Regions from separate parts of the Homo sapiens genome. Here region 2 is linked to region 1. Evidence: read pairs that join two places in POLR2A ChIA-PET (ENCODE). Cell type or tissue: HepG2. All regions are shown on one strand.

Region 1 (8,000 bases):
GATTGAAGACTGATCTCCCATCTCCTCAGATGCAGGACTTGATTCAAAGCCTTCTTCCCTGGCAATACTCAATGCCTCAATGATTGGCTGTCTGTGCACCAAGCAGCAGCACCTAGACCAAACCCTTGGCGTTTTAGTAGCATGCATGATAAGCTGAGCAGAAGAGATTGGCTTTATAGACAGAGAAAGGCTGAAGAAAGCGGAAGAGAGCAGAAGCAAAGAACACAGAATATTAGTTATTTCAAAGCAACTCTTCTTATAAGGTGGGAACAGGAGGCTAAAACAACAGAAAAACAGCTTATTAATGTCAGATTACATCAGGCTATTTCTTTTGTATAAGGATTAAAGCAGAGGGAACTTCATTATCATGTGGATTGAAGATTGAAACTGGCCTGTTCGAGGAAATTGGCTGTTATCTCTTTCTCCTGCCTTCTAGGAAGGTGAGATAAAAACTTAGTGTGGGTTTGATGACTTAGAACTTTAGCATGGGTGACTCCATTTTTTTTAGCCTTGTCTGTTGGGGCCTAGTACAGGAGCTTAGTCCAAAACAATGGCTTCCAATAATTTTTATTTCTACTAGCTTGGGTGGTTGAGTGTTTTTTTTTTTTTTTTTTTTTTGAGATGGAGTCTTGCTCTGTCACCCAGGCTGGAGTGCAGTGGCACGATCTTGGCTCACTGCAAGCTCCACCTCCCAGGTTCAGCCATTCTCCTGCCTCAGCCTCCCGAGTAGCTGGAACCTCAGGTGCCTGCCACCATGCCTGGCTAATTTTTTGTATTTTTAGTAGAGATGAGGTTTCACCGTGTTAGCCAGGATGGTCTTGATCTCCTGACCTCGTGATCCGCCTGCCTCGGCCTCCCAAAGTGTTGGGATTACAGGCGTGAGCCACTGCACCTGGCCAGTTGAGTGAATTTTGATATAGTTAATGGAAATATGGAACCCATAATGAGACCTACCTTCTCCTATCCTACTGCTTGTGATGTTGTTCTCATTTCCTCTTGCTTTAATTATGATAGTGTCCCATCAGTTTCCTTATTTTGCATCTCTGATGTATACTTTTCCACCGGAGTCCTCTGCCTGGAAGTGTGTTCAAGTTGCCCCTTTCCTCAACTACACTATTATTGTAGTCTTTTCTTTATTACCTCCATTGCCTCACTTTTTTTTTTTTTTTTTGAGATGGAGTCTCGCTCTGTGGCCCAGGCTGGAGTGCAGTGGCACAATCTTGGCTCACTGCAAGCTCCGCATCCTGGGTTCACGCCATTCTCCTGCCTCAGCCTCCCAAGTAGCTGGGACTACAGGCGCCCGCCACCATGCCTGGCTAATTTTTTGTATTTTTAGTAGAGATGGTGTTTCACTGTGTTAGCCAGGATGGTCTGGATCTGCTGACCTCGTGATCTGCCTGCCTCTGCCTCCCAAAATGCTGGGATTACAGGCGTGAGCCACTGTGCCTGGCCCCTACCTCACTTTTTTTAAACCACCACTCATCATACATTAATTCATCCACTTATTTATGAATATTTATGGAGAGCTTTCGATGTGCTAGTGTTAAATTAAGTTTAGCCTAAAGCTGTCTCTTTACATATTTTATTTTATTTATTTTTTGAAACAGGGTCTCACTCTGTCACCCAGGCTGGAGTACAGTAGCGGCAACATGGCTTACTGCAGTTTTGACCTCCCAGGCTCAGGTAATCCTCCCACCTCGGCCTCCCAGGTAGCTAGGACCACAGGTGCATGCCACTGCACCTGGCTAATTTTTTGTAGAGATGGGGTTTTGCCATGTTGCCCAGGCTGGTCTCACATTCCTGGGCTCAAGGGATCCACCCACCTCAGCCTCCCAAAATGCTGGGATTATAGGCATGAGCTGGCACACTCAGCCATATTTACATACATTAAAGGTTTCTCTGTACATAGTGAACTGTAATCTAACTGGATGTGTAAACAGACCATAACTGAAACTGTCTTTGCAAAGATTATGACAGAGAAATCTGACATGGCTGACTTGATCTTGCTTCTATCCTCAGGCTGGCTATGTCTGCTCATTCCTGGACATACGGCAAGCTAACCATGGGAATAATTTAGTATATTTATTTACTTATTTATGTTTGAGATAGGGTCTTACTCTGTTGCTTAGGCTGGAGTGTGACTTCCCCAGTTGCTTCTAGAGATAACATCACTATTGTGAACCTAAGATTGGTCTTTTGAGATGTATTTCAGACTTTTGCATTATGGCAACTGACTGACCCCACCCAGACTTGTGACTGTTGACCCAGCTGGTCCTGTGGCCCCCTACCCTGAGGTGGACTCGGCACACAAGGACTCTTTTCCACAACCCTGTGATTGCATTCCTAACCAGTCAGCAGCACCCATTCCCTAGTCCTTTGCCCACCAACCTATCCTTGAAAAACCCTAATCTCCAAGCCTTTGTGGAGACTGATTTGAGTAGTAACTCTATCTGCCATGTGGCTGGCCTGGCATTAATTAAACTCTTTCTCTACTGCAATACATGGCCTCAGTGAACTGGTTTTGCCTGTGTGATGGGCAGGGAGAATCCATCAAGTGATTACATAACCTACTCTGGTGCCAATCACCAAGTGTTGGCTAATCAAAGGTGGCCAGCTGTTCAAACTGGGTTCAAATAGGGCAAATGCCAAGCTGTAACCAATCTGTTTTTGCACCTCATCTGTACCTGACCTTTCTTTTTCTGTCCATAAAACTTCTTTGTCCAAGCAGTAGCACCAAACCCTCTCTGAACCTGTTCTGGTTTGGGGGCTTCCCAATTCATGAATTGTTCTTTGCTCAATTAAATTCTGTTAAATTTAAGTGTTGAAGGTTTTTCTTTTAACACTAGTTATGGTTCTAGGGTTTGGGGAGCACCAGCAAATAAAAGAGGCAACAATCTCTGCTTTCTTGGAATTCACATACTGTTCTACTTACTCCTTATTTCCTTTTATGTACTTCCACCATTTTCCTGGAATTTTTATTCTGAAGGTTGATGCTGACTTCAAGATCATTAAATCCAAGAGTCATTTCTTGGTCTCTTTGTGTTGACCCACTCTCTTTTCCTTTAGCTTCTTTAACTCTTGTCTCCACCTCTTCTGCTCTTCTTTCTATTCCCTGGATGCTTTATTTATGTTTCCTTCTCTGCCTTTCCTTCATTTGTTTCCCCCATCTTCCTACTCATGTTTCAAGGACCGAAGCCATGCTCACAGGGTTAACAAGAATTCTGGACAGAAATATAGTTATTATTAAGCACTAATCAGCCTGCACTTTGACTGACTTCCTTGTAAGTGAGTCTCTAGACACGGATGACACTAGATACTGTTTGCATTCCCACTGTTCCTATAGACAGGATTTCTGAAGTTAGATAAGATCTCTGATGTTAGAATCGTAAGATTTTATTTAAGAATTGCGTAAGTGAATCCTGAATTCCAGTAGACCAGCTGATGCCAATCAGTTTAAAGACCCCCCCACAGAAAAAACAAATCGGCATTAGAATATCATTTCCTCATCTTTCTCTCCCATGACTTTCCCTGCACTTGTCAGCCAATCAACAATCTCCACACTTCAGCCCACTCAAAAGCCCTTAAAATTCCTAGCCTCAGACTCCTCAGGAAGATAGATTTGAGGTTTTGTCCTGTTTCCTTGTTAGACAGCGCTACAAGTAAACACCTGTCTCTGCTGCAACACTGTGTCTCGGTGTGTTGACTTTCGGTGCACATTGAGCAATGGACCTATTAGGGCTACAGGACTAGCTCTCAGGACATTTGACTTGCACTGTAGCTACTCGGTTGTGTGTTTTATCTAGTCCATGGTTTCCTGAAGTATTTTCCATTGAACAGAAGTTCTTTAGATTGTTAATAGATGCTATATAACAAACGGGTTTGGTGATCACATTCTTTTGGGAAACTCTGAGCTTCTCTATGGCAGAACTTCTTAGAGTAATAAACATGCTCGTGAGAATTATGAACCACCTACAGAAGAAATGATATATGGTACCATGTTCCCTCATGTCTTTGATCATAGAACCTTATTTTTGAGTTGTATTTTGCAGGACTTCTGAAGAACACACTTCAGAAGACACTATGCTAGACAATAAGCTCTTTGAGAGCCAAGACCTTACTATATCTATTTGTTCATATATTCCCTAGAGAACTCCAAAGAATATTTTGGTTCTAGTAGGTATTCAATACACTTCAATAAGTACAGACTAAGTTGAAGGGATTCCAGGTACAAAAGTGAAAGGGCAGGAAAGCAGGGGTCATATTTAGGAACACTTGATTTAGTGGGGCAATAAATGATGAGGAGAAATCCTATAAACAATTATGTACCAACAAATTAGATAATTTATTCATAGAAAGATACAAGCTAACAAAAATTAACTCAAGAAGAAATAAACAATTTGAATAGGTCATAACAAGTAAATACATTTAATTAATAATAAAAAAAGCCAATCACCAAGAAAATCCTGGGCCCAGATGGCTTCACCACTGAATTATAACAAATAAAGGTACAGTAGGTACCATCAAGCCTGTGGATGGACGAATGGGAACTTTACCCATCAGTAATGGACTGCTAAAGGTTAGAAGAGGAGAATGACACAGTCAGGGCAGGCCAAATTCCTCTTTCCAAACAGAGATGCTGCTGACCTGCCTGGATCATCGACACTCCTAAACTGGGCTGGGCCAGATTGGTTCTGGATGTACTGGACACAGGTTCTGTGACATGCACTGTTTGATCAGACATGAAATTCAAGGCTGTGAGGTAGTCTCATCGTTCTGAGCAGGAATGTGGTATCAGAAATAGTCATAAATATCCTAAATCCCCAAATCGCCAGCAACAGGGCCTTAATACCACCCACTGGTCTAGAAATTAGTCTGAAAGTAGGTTATGCTGGTATGAAGTGGGCAGCTACCTGTTGCTTCAGGAAACTGATGTTACTTTGGCTAAATCAGGACAGGCTTGCTTTCATAATTTTTACTAAGGAATCAAAGCTTCTCAGAAAAATGTGACCAAAGCTCATCTCAAACTATAGCCATAAACATCACCCAAAATTGTCTTAAATATTACAAAATTCCCAAATGAGCTTTCTCCCTATACCTCTCCTTTTTTGTTTGTTTGTTTGTTTGTTTGCTTGTTTTTTGAGACAGTTTCACTTCGGTTGCCCAGGCTGAAGGTGCAGCGGCGTCATCTCGGCTCACTGCAACCTCTGCCTCCTGGGTTCACGTGATTCTCCTGCCTCAGCCTCCCGAGTAGCTGGGACTACAGGTGCATACCACCACACACAGCTAATTTTTTGTATTGTTAGTCAATACGGGGTTTCACTATGTTTCCCAGACTGGTCTCGAACTCTTGACCTCGTGATCCATCTGCCTCAGCCTCCCAAAGTGCTGGGATTACAGGCATGAGCCACCGTGCCCAGCCTCCATTTTTAATACTATAGGAATATTGATTAAATATGAACACAGATACTTTGTCTCACAAAATATCTTCTGCACATTGTCTGACTTCTATTCAATATATTATCACTGTTTGTATGTTAATTCCTGATCTTCAGTAAAACAGGAATGTGACCTCTGATACTGAGCCGGCTTACTTTGAGGCATTCAATGAATATCAGTATGACTTTTCTTTCATGTTCTTCTCACTACTATCTTTCTGTTTGGCAATCTCTGTGGCAAATATAATGTTTCATTTCCCTTACTATCTGAATTCATTCATTTGCCAAATGTTTATTGATCATTTTCTTTTTTTCTTTTCTTTCTTTCTTTTTTTTTTTTTTGAGATGGAGTCCTGCTCTGTCACCCAGGCTAGAGAGCAGTGGCGTGATCTTGGCTCACTGCAATCTCCGTCTCCTGGGTTCAAGCAATTCTCCTGCCCCAGCCTCCTGAGGAGTTGGGATTACAGGCACACACCACCATGCCTAGCTAATTTTTTTGTACTTTTAGTAGAGACGGGGTTCCACCATGTTGGGCAGGCTGGTCTCAAACTCCTGACCTCAGGTAATCTGCCTGCGGCCTCCCAAAGTGCTGAGATTGCAGGCATGAGCCACCATGCCTGGGCTATTGATCATTTTCTATGCTCCAAATGCTGACCTAGGCTCTGGGGATTGAGCAGTAAACAAAGTCCTGCCCTCATGGAACCTATGTTCTAGAGAAGGAGACAGATAATGAGCAAATAGATATGTAATAGCGGTGGTAGATGCTTTGTAGAAAAAGAGTCAAGGGCTAGAGAGTGGTAGCGCTGCTACTTTAGATAGGGTGGCTAGGCAACCAGGTTTCTCAGAAGCCATCACATTTTATTAAAAACCTGAAAGCAAGAGGAAACTTCACAGATATGTAGGGGAGGGTTGTTCTGGACAGAGGGAACCACAGGTACAAAGACTCTGAGATGTGAATGTGCTTCAGGTATGAAAAAAAAAAGGAAGCCAGAATGCAGCTCAATATACCAGGGGTGCCTAGTAGGAGATAAGGTTGGAGGAAAGGTGGGTGCTATCATCTGAATATTTGTGTCTCCAACCCCCCAAATTCATATGTTGAATCCTAACCCCTAAGGTGCTGGTATTAGGAAATGAGACCTTTGAGGGCCAGACAGTTGCAGTTACTATTTTTTTTTTAACAATAGTGATATCATATTGTCAGCTTCTCTCACTTATCTAGATAGCAAATTTTAGATTCTTTAAAAAAATTAAACTTTTGCTGGGCTTGGTGGTGCACACCTGTAGTCTCAGCTGCTTGGGAGGCTGAGGCAGGAACACCACTAGAGCCCAGGAGTTCCAGACTGGGCAACATAGTGAGACTTTGTTTCCTTTTTTTTCTTTTCTTTTTTTTTTTTGAGACAGAGTTTCACTCTTGTTGCCCAGGCTGGAGTGCAATGGTGTGATCTCAGCTCACTGCAACCTCCACCTCCTGGATTCAAGTGATTTTCCAGCCTTGGCCTCCAGAGTAGCTGGGATTACAGGCGACGCCCTCACACCCAGCTAATTTTTGTATTTTTAGTAGAGACAGGGTTTCACCAGGTTGGCCAGGCTGGTCTCAAACTCCTGACCTCAGGTGATCTACCCGACTCAGCCTCTCAAAGTGCTTGGATTACAGGCATGAGCCACTGCGCCCGGCTGTTTTTTTTTGTTTTTTTGTTTTTGTTTTGGTTGGTTGGTTTTGTTTTGTTTTGTTTTTTGACACAGAGTCTTGCTCTGTCACGCAGGCTAGAGTGCAATGGCACGATCTGTGCTCACTGCAACCTCCATCTCCTGGGTTCAAGCGATTCTCCTGCCTCAGCCTCCCAAGTAGCTGGGATTACAGGCGCATGCTACCATGCCTCCTGGCTAATTTTTGTATTTTTAGTAGAGACAGGGTTTCACCATGTTGACCAGGCTGGTTTTGAACTCCTTACCTCAAATGATCTGCCTGCCTTGGCCTCCCAGAGTGTTGGGATTACAGGTGTAAGCCACTGCGCCCGGCCAAGACCTTGTTTTAAAAAAATAAATAAATAAATAAACTTTTAATTTTGAGATCATTGTAGATTCATATGTTGTAAAAAATAATTCAGATAAATCCTATGTACATTTTACCCAGTTTCCCCAAGTGTTAACATCTTGCAAAGTTAAACTATAGTATCACAACCAGGATACTGACATTGATACAGAATATTTCCATCACCACAAGGATCCCTCACGTTGCCCTTTTATAGCCACGCCCACTTTAGTAGGCTTGAGCCCGGGAGGAAGAGGTTGCAGTGAGCCGAGATCACACTGCTGCACTCCAGCCTGGGTGACAGAGCAAGAACTGTCTCAAAAAGAGAAAAAAAAGAAAAAAAAGGAGGGGTATTAGGGAGCTTGCTAGCCCCTCTCCCCTGCCACTATGTGAGGACACACAAAGGCACCATTAATGAAAAATGAGCCCTCACCAGATACCTAATCTGCTGGTGCCTTGATTTTGGACTTCCCAGCCTCCAGAACGGTGGACAATGAATATTTGTTGTTTATAAATTACCCAGTCTAAGGTAT
Region 2 (8,000 bases), 54 kb before region 1:
CTAGGAATGCTTTGCAGTTACAACTTTTGGGACAGTTCCCCCTACTGCTCAGCTCAGCAACTTTCCTTACTGTCCACGGTGGGCAGGGGTGGGGATGGGTTTACTTTGGGTCCAGTCTTTTTTTTTGTTTTCTTTGAGTTGGAGTCTCACTCTTGTTACCCAGGCTGGAGACGGAATGCAATGGTGTGATCTTGGGTTGCTGCAACCTCCATCTCCTGGGTTCAAGTGATTCTCCTGCCTCAGTCTCCCAAGTAGCTGGGATTACAGGTGCCTGCCACCATGCCCAGCTAATTTTTGTATTTTTAGTAGAGATGGGGATTTCACCATGTTGGCCAGGCATGCCAGGATGGTCTTGAACTCCTCACCTCAGGTGCTCCACCCGCCTCAGCTTCCCAAAGTGCTGGGATTACAGGTGTGAGCTGCCGCTCCCGGCCATGGTCCAGTCTTTATGAGGGCAGCATCTCCTATTAGTCTCCCATATTGGATGGGTCCTGAACTTTGTCTTCCATGAAAACTGAAGTTCAAGTTTGCCAAGTTTGGAAAGTAGCTTCAATACTCCACTTAGGGTTCATGCCTTCTCTTAGATTTTAGCATGATGCTTTCCTTACTATATTGCAAACTGCTTTTTAAAAAAGATGCTTTTGATATTTAAAACAGTAATTAGTTGTTGTTTTCAACAAGAGGGTCAGTGTAGCTTGCTGTATTACTGGAAATAGAAGTCCTTATCTCAATAAATTGTACCTTCAATCACTTGGTTGTTCGCTTCAGGAACATCGGAGTCCGTTTTTTGTTTTGTTTTGTTTTTGTTTTTGTTTTTTTTGAGACAGGGGTCTCACTCTGTTGCCCAGGCTGGAGTGCAGTGGTGTGATTATAGCTCACTGCAGCCTTGATCTCCTGGGCCGAAGCGATCCTTCCATTTCACTTTCCCAAGTAGCTGGGACTACAGGTATGTGCCACCATGCCCAGATAATTTTGCTTATTTTTTTAGAGATGAGGTCTCATTATGTTGCTCAGGCAGCAGAGTCTTTTTTTTTTTTTTTAAAAAAAACAGCTTTTTGAAGTATAATTCAGGCCCGGCATGGTGACCAACATTTTGGGCAGCCCAGGCAGGAGGATTGCTTGAGCTCAGGAGCTGAAGACCAGCCTGGGCAATATGGTGAAAATTGATCTTTACAAAAAAAAAAATTACAAAAATTAGCCAGGTGTAGTGGCATGTGTCTGTAGTCCTAGCTACTTAGAAGGATGAGGACTGATTGAGTCCAGGAGGTCGAGGCTACAGCGAGCTGTGATCATGCCACTACACTCCAACCTGGGCAACAGAATGAGACCTTGGTTCGAAACAAAAACAAAAACAAAATATACGCCAGGCACAGTGGCTTACGCCTGTAATATCAGCATTTGGGAGGCCAAGGTGGGCGGATCACTTGAGGTCAGGAATTCAAGACCAGTCTGGCCAACATGGTGAAACCCCCTCTCTACTAAAAAATATAAAAATTGGCTGAGTGTGGTGGTGCGTGCCTATAATCCCAGCTACTCCGGAGGCTGAGGTGGGAGAATTGCTCGAACCTGGGAGGCAGAGGTTGCAGTGAGCCGAGATGGTGCCATAGCACACCAGCCTGTGCGACAGAGTGAGACTCCATCTCTCTCTCTCTCTCTCACACACACACACACACACACCAAAAAAAAAAAAACAAAAAAACACAAAATAAATAAATAAATAAAACCTCCCAAAATAAATTAACATACCATACAGTTCACCCATTTAAAGTACGCAATTTGGCGGGGCACGGTGGCTCATGCCTGTAATCCCAGCACTTTGGGAGGCCTAGGCAGGTGGGTCACTTGAGGTCAGGAGTTTGAGACCAGCCTGGCCAACATGGTAAGACCCCGTCTCTACTAAAAATACAAAAATTAGCTGGGCGTGGTGGCAGCAGGCACCTGTAATCCCAGCTACTTGGGAGGCTGAGGCAGGAGAATCACTTGAACCCTGAAGGTAGAGGTTTCAGTGAGCCGAGATCATGCCATTGCACTCCAGCCTGGGCGACAAGGGTAAAACTCCATCTAAAAAAAAAAAAAATTAGCTGGGCGTGGTGGTATGCACCTATAATCCCAGTTACTCGGGAGGCTGAGGCAGGAGAATACCTTGAAGCCGGGAGGTGGAGGTTGCAAGATCTTACCACTGCATTCTGGCCTGGGTGACAGAGCAAGACGCTGTCTCAAAAAGTAATAAAATAAAATAAAATAAAATAAAATAAAATAAAATAAAATAAAATAAAATAAAATAAAATAAGATAATAAAGTATGCAATTTGGCTGGGTGCAGTGGCTCATTCCTGTAATTCTAGCACTTTGACAGCCCAGGAGTTTGAGACCAGCTTGGGCGAGATGGTGAAACTTTGTCTCTATTAAAAATAAAAAAAATTAGCCAGACATGGTGGCATGTGCCTGTAGTCCCAGCCACTCAGGAAGCTGAAGTGGGAAGATCCCTTGAGCCTGGGAGATTGAGGCTGAAGTGAGCTTAGATTGCACCACTGCTCTCCAGCCTGGATGACAGAGCAGGACCCTGTCCTAAATAAATAAATAAATAAATGGAATAAAAAATAAAGCACACAATTCAATAGCTTTTAGAATATTTGCAGAGTTATGCACCCATTGCCACCATCAATTTTATAACATTTTATTATCCCAAAGAGAAACCCTTATCCACTATCCACCAATCTACTGATCATTCCCTCAGCCCTAGGCAACCATTAATCTACTTTCTGTCGCTATAGATTTGCCTATTCTGAACATTTCATATGAAGGGAATCACACACTATGTAGTCCTTTGTGATGGCTTCACTTAGCATCAGGTTTTCAAGGTTCATCCATGTTGAGTCTAGATACCTCCATTTCTCTCATCAAGTTATTATGCTCCAGCCTTACTGAAGCAGCCATGCTCTTTTTCTCACATCAGCATCTTTGGAAATGTTCTCCCCACAGGCACTGTTGATTGGCTCAGCCAATATTCATTGCAACCTTCTTCTAGTATGTCCTGCGCTATGGCCAAAACTGGAACACTAACCAGACATTTCCCAGAGCTCCTTTCAGCTAGATGAAAAATAGAACATAAGTTCTGCCAAGCAGATGCTCCCATTTGAGATTTGAATTCACAATTGAGTAAAATTGGGTAGAGGAGTCATCTGCATCATCGGCATGAATTGTAGAAGAGGAGGCAATGTGCTCCTGGTCAGCAACTTCCTGTGGGGCAGCTATGATGTTCACCCACAGAAGAAGCTGTAGGATTCTGGGGTTGATGATTGTTCCTAGAAGCTCCACCTCAAACCTGCTTCTCCAGCTCATCAAATGTTAATTTTGTACACCTGCTAATATCTGATCATAAGTGCATTTTATTGTCCTTGGAAGAGACTTTAAGAGCCTCTGTGGTTTGTTCTCTTCCCGAACTCCAACGAAATGAAATTCTTGTCATTCAAGATCGGTGACTGGGCCAAGCATGGTGGCTCACGCCTATAATCCCAGCACTTTGGGTGGTCAAGGTGGGTGGATCACTTGAGGTCAGGAGTTCGAGACCAGCCTGGCCAACATGGTGAAACCCCGTCTCTACTGAAAATACAAAAATTAGTCAGGCGTGGTGGCGCATACCTGTAATCCCAGCTACTTGGGAGGCAGAGGCACTAGAATTTCTTGAACCTGTGAGGTGGAGGTTGCAGTGAGCTGAGATCACGTCACTGCAGTCCAGCCTGGGTGAAAGAGTGAGACTCTGTCTCAAAAAAAAAAAAAAAAAAAAATCGGTGACTAGCTAGTTGTTCTGTTTTAAAAGATCTCCAGAGACTGAAATCTTGAAATCTTGAAATCCCCTGTCCTAAGTTACAAGGTCTCCCTCACAGTCAAGTAGCTTTTCTTCATATCAAAGCAAACACTTTAGAGCAGTGCTGTTCAATAGAAATAGGATCCAGGCCACATAGGGAATTCCAGATTTTCCAGTAGCCATATTTAAAAAGTAGAAAGGAAATTAGTGAAATTAATTTTAACGATATATTTTATTTAACCCAATATGCCCCAAATTTTATTGTGTCAACAAGTAATCAATATAAAAAGCAGGCTGGGCCGGGCACAGTGGCTCACGCTTGTAATCCTAGCACTTTGGGAGGCCGAGATGGGCGGATCACGAGGTCAGGAGATCGAGACCATCCTGGCTAACACAGTGAAACCCTGTCTCTACTAAAAACACAAAAAATTAGCTGGGCGTGGTGGCAGGCGCCTATAGTCCCAGCTACTCGGAGGCTGAGGCAGGAGAATGGCATGTACCCGGGAGGCAGAGCTTGCAGTGAGCCGAGATTGTGCCACTGCACTCCAGCCTGGGCGACAGAGCCAGACTCTGCCTCAAAAAAAAAAAAAAAAAAAAAAAAAAAAGTAGGATGGGTGCGGCAGCTCACCGTAATCCCAGCACTTTGGGAGTCTGAGCAGGGAGGATCGCTTGAAGCCAGGAGTTCAAGATCAGTCTGGCGAAACAGCAAGACCCCATCTCTGCAAAACTAAAAAATAAATTAGCCAGGTGTGGTGGTGCACCTCTGTGGCCCCAGCTACTCCAGGGACTAAGGTGGGAGGATTACTTGAGTTGAGGAGGTCGAGGCTACAGTAAGCTGTGATTGTATCACTGCATCCCAGCCTGGGCCATAGAGCAAGACTCCATCTCTAAGAAAAAATTAAAAACAAAAAAGTAAAAAGTTATTAACACGAACTTTTTGAAATCCAGTGTGTATTTTATACTTGCAGTTCATCTCAGCTTGGACCAGCCACATTTCAAGTGCTTAACAGCCACATGTGGCACGTAGCCACCTATATTAGACAGAGTAGCTTTAGAGCCATTTAATACCCCTCCCCTTGGTTTCCCTTGGAAACCAACAGAATAGATCCCTTATGATAAACTTTCAGATAAAAGACAAGGATCGAGTCACTCTCTCATCCTGAACCACCTTTGCTCTTGCTCACTACACCACACAGGGTCTTCTTTCAGTTCCTTAACTGTGTCCAGCTCTTTGCTGCCCCAGGGCATGGGCACCTGCTGTCCCCCACACCCAGAATGTTCTCCCCTTTTATTCTCCCCCAGCGAACTCCAGCGTAGCCTTCAGTTTTGGCTGAGGAGTTGCTTCCTCAGAGCTCTTCCTGACCAGTGTCCCACTCACTACCCATCTGAATTTGATTTTTCTGTTATTCTTGCCCACCACAGCACATATTTATTCTCCATAACTCTCTGCACAATTTGTATGAAGTAACTTTTCATGTGATTGCTTGATGTCTATCTCCCTACCAGACTGCAGGCTCCCTGGGGGCAGGAACCCTGTTTAATTGACTCATTGCAGTATCCCCAGCACCTGGCATGGTTCATGGCAGTAGCAAGCATTCCAGGACTTTTGCTGAATAAATAGAAGTGCAATATGACTTTTCTTTCTTTTATTTTCTTTCTTTTCTTTTTTTTTCTTTTTCTTTCTTTCTTTTTTTTTTTTTTTTTTCTGAGACCGAGTCTTGCTCTCTTGCCCAGGCTGGAGTGCAGTGGCAAAATTTCAGCTCACTGCAACCTCTGCTTCCTGGATTCAAGCAATTCTCCTGCCTCAGCTTCCCAAGTAGCTGGGATTACAGGTGCACACCACCACGCCAGGCTAATTTTTCTATTTTTAGTAGAGATAGGGTTTCCTATGTTGGCCAGGCTGGTCTCGAACTCCTGACCTCAGGTGATCTGCCTGCCTCGGCCTCCCAAACTGCTGGGATTACAGGTGTAAGCCACCATGCACCTGGCCAGTATGACTTTTTTTTTTTTTTGAGACAGAGTCTCGCTCTCTCCCCCAGGCTGGAGTGCAGTGGTGCGATCTCAGCTCACTGCAAGCTCCGCCTCCCGGGTTCACACCATTCTCCTGCCTCAGCCTCCCGAGTAGCTGGGATTACAGGCGCCCACCACCACTCCCGGCTAATTTTTTGTACTTTTAGTAGAGACGGGGTTTCACTGTGTTAGCCAGGATGGTCTCGATCTCCTGACCTTGTCTGCCCGCCTTGTCCGAACTTGTCTGCCTGATCCGCCTGCCTCAGCTTCCCAAAGTGCTAGGATTACAGGCATGAGCCACCATGCCCGGCCCAGTGTGACTTTTAAAGCTTGTGTTGGACATGGGATGTGGTTGGCCCTTCCTCTTCTGACCTCCTACCCCTCCACTGGCAGGAAGTTCAGCACATATTTGGAACTCCATGAAAACAGCTGGGACCAGGGCAAGCGCCTTCAGTCCTACTTCGGAATGCAGCAACTCCCTGTAAAAATCACAGGAAAAAGCTGAATTATGAGTTTGTTGTTGTTGCTTGGCTTCTTTTCTTTTTTTTTGAATTATGAATTTTAATATTGCTGATAACACTCACAGTAGGTTAAGGTGTGTCCATTGAATGAACATAAGGCTTTTTAATGTTAATAATAATAAAGATTCACTGGGCGCGGTGCCTCACACCTTTAATCCCAGCACTTTGGGAAGCTGAGGTGGGCGGATCACCTGAGGTCAGGAGTTTGAGACCTGCCTGGCCAACGTGGTGAAATCCTGTCTCTACTAAAATACAAAAAGTAGCCAGGTGTGGTGGCGCACACCTGTAATCCCCACTACTCGGGAGGCTGAGGCAGCAGAATCACTTGAACCAGGGAGGTGGAGGTTGCAGTCAGTCGACATTGCGCCACTCCACTCCAGCCTGGGAGACAGAGCAAGACTTCATCTCAAAAAAAAAAAATTAAAAATAAAGACTCACAGAAAAGGGAAGGCTAGTTTTGTTTTTGTTTTGTGAGACTCTTGCCCAGTCTGAAGTGTAGTGGTGCAATCATGGCTCACTGCAGCCTTGATCTCCTGGGCTCAAGCAATCCTCCCATCTCAGCCTCCTGAGTAGCTGGGACTGCAGGTGCATGCCACCACACTCAGTTAATTTTTCTTTTTTCTTTTTTTTTTGTAGAGATGAGATCTCACCATGTTTCCCAGGCTGGTCTCCAACACCTGGGCTCAAGCAATCTTTTTTTTTTTTTAGATGGAATTTCGCTCTTGTTGCCCAGGCTGGAGTACAATGGCGTGGACTCAGCTCACCACAGACTCCGCCTCCTGGGTTCGAGCAATTCTCCTGCCTCAGCCTCCCAAGTAGCTGGGATTACAGACATGTGCCACCACGCCCGACTAATTTTGTATTTTTAATAGAGATGGGGTTTCTCTGTATTGGTCAGGCTGGTCGCGAACTCCCAACCTCAGGTGACCCACCCGCCTCGACCTCCCAGTGTGCTGGGATTACAGGCGTGAGCCACCGCGCCCGGCCACAAGCAATCTTCTTGCTTTGGCCTTTCAATGTGTTGGGATTACAGGCGTGAGCCACCGTGCCCAGTGGCAAAGCTAGTTGAATGAAGAGGGCAAAGAAGCCAGCCTTCTGGTCGGGAGTTGTTGATGATCTGATATGAGGCCCCTCCTCACTTTCTCTCCACCCCCTGCCTCCCTTCCTGTGCCCAAACTTGTTATTTATTCAGGCCAACCATAGTAGCCTGCAATAGCACCCAGCTTCCTTTCTTCGCTCCTTCTTTCTTTTCTTCCATCCTTCTTTCCCTCCTTCCTTTTCTTTTTCTTTCTTGCTCTCTTTCCCCCACTTTTTCTTTTTTTTTCGACAGGGTCTTGCTCTGTCACCCAGGTTGGAGAAGAGTGACACTATCACAGTTCACTACAGCCTGGACGTCCTGGGCTCAAGCTATCCTCCCACCCCAGCTTCATGAGTATCTGGGATTATAGGCATGTGCCACCACACCCAGCCTGAACCCAGCTTTTAAAAGAGATGTCAAAATATACTAAACATATTTAATGGTCTCCCACAGTACTTTTTTTTTTTTTTTTGAGACGGAGTCTTGCTTTGTTGCCCAGGCTGGAGTGCAGTGGCTCCATCTTGGCTCACTGCAACCTCCGCCTCCTGGGTTCAAGAAATTCTAGTGCCTCAGCCTCCTGAGTA

What was found. Peaks named below come from ENCODE experiments on the same cell type or tissue, not always from the same donor. Only the 100,000 strongest peaks of a DNase experiment are listed, where the experiment ranks them.
Region 2: POLR2A ChIA-PET joins it to region 1 with 5 read pairs; 4 of 35 experiments call an interaction of 5 or more read pairs at or near these places.

The regions. Positions count from the first base shown.
Region 1 is chr2:61,675,597-61,683,596 of GRCh38, forward strand. No RefSeq gene overlaps it. Among named protein-coding and RNA genes, the nearest start is that of XPO1, 140 kb to the left of the region's middle. In HepG2, no CTCF peak of the experiment used is centred here; a DNase peak (open chromatin) is centred at 3,715.
Region 2 is chr2:61,621,673-61,629,672 of GRCh38, forward strand. No RefSeq gene overlaps it. Among named protein-coding and RNA genes, the nearest start is that of XPO1, 87 kb to the left of the region's middle. In HepG2, no CTCF peak of the experiment used is centred here; no DNase peak of the experiment used is centred here.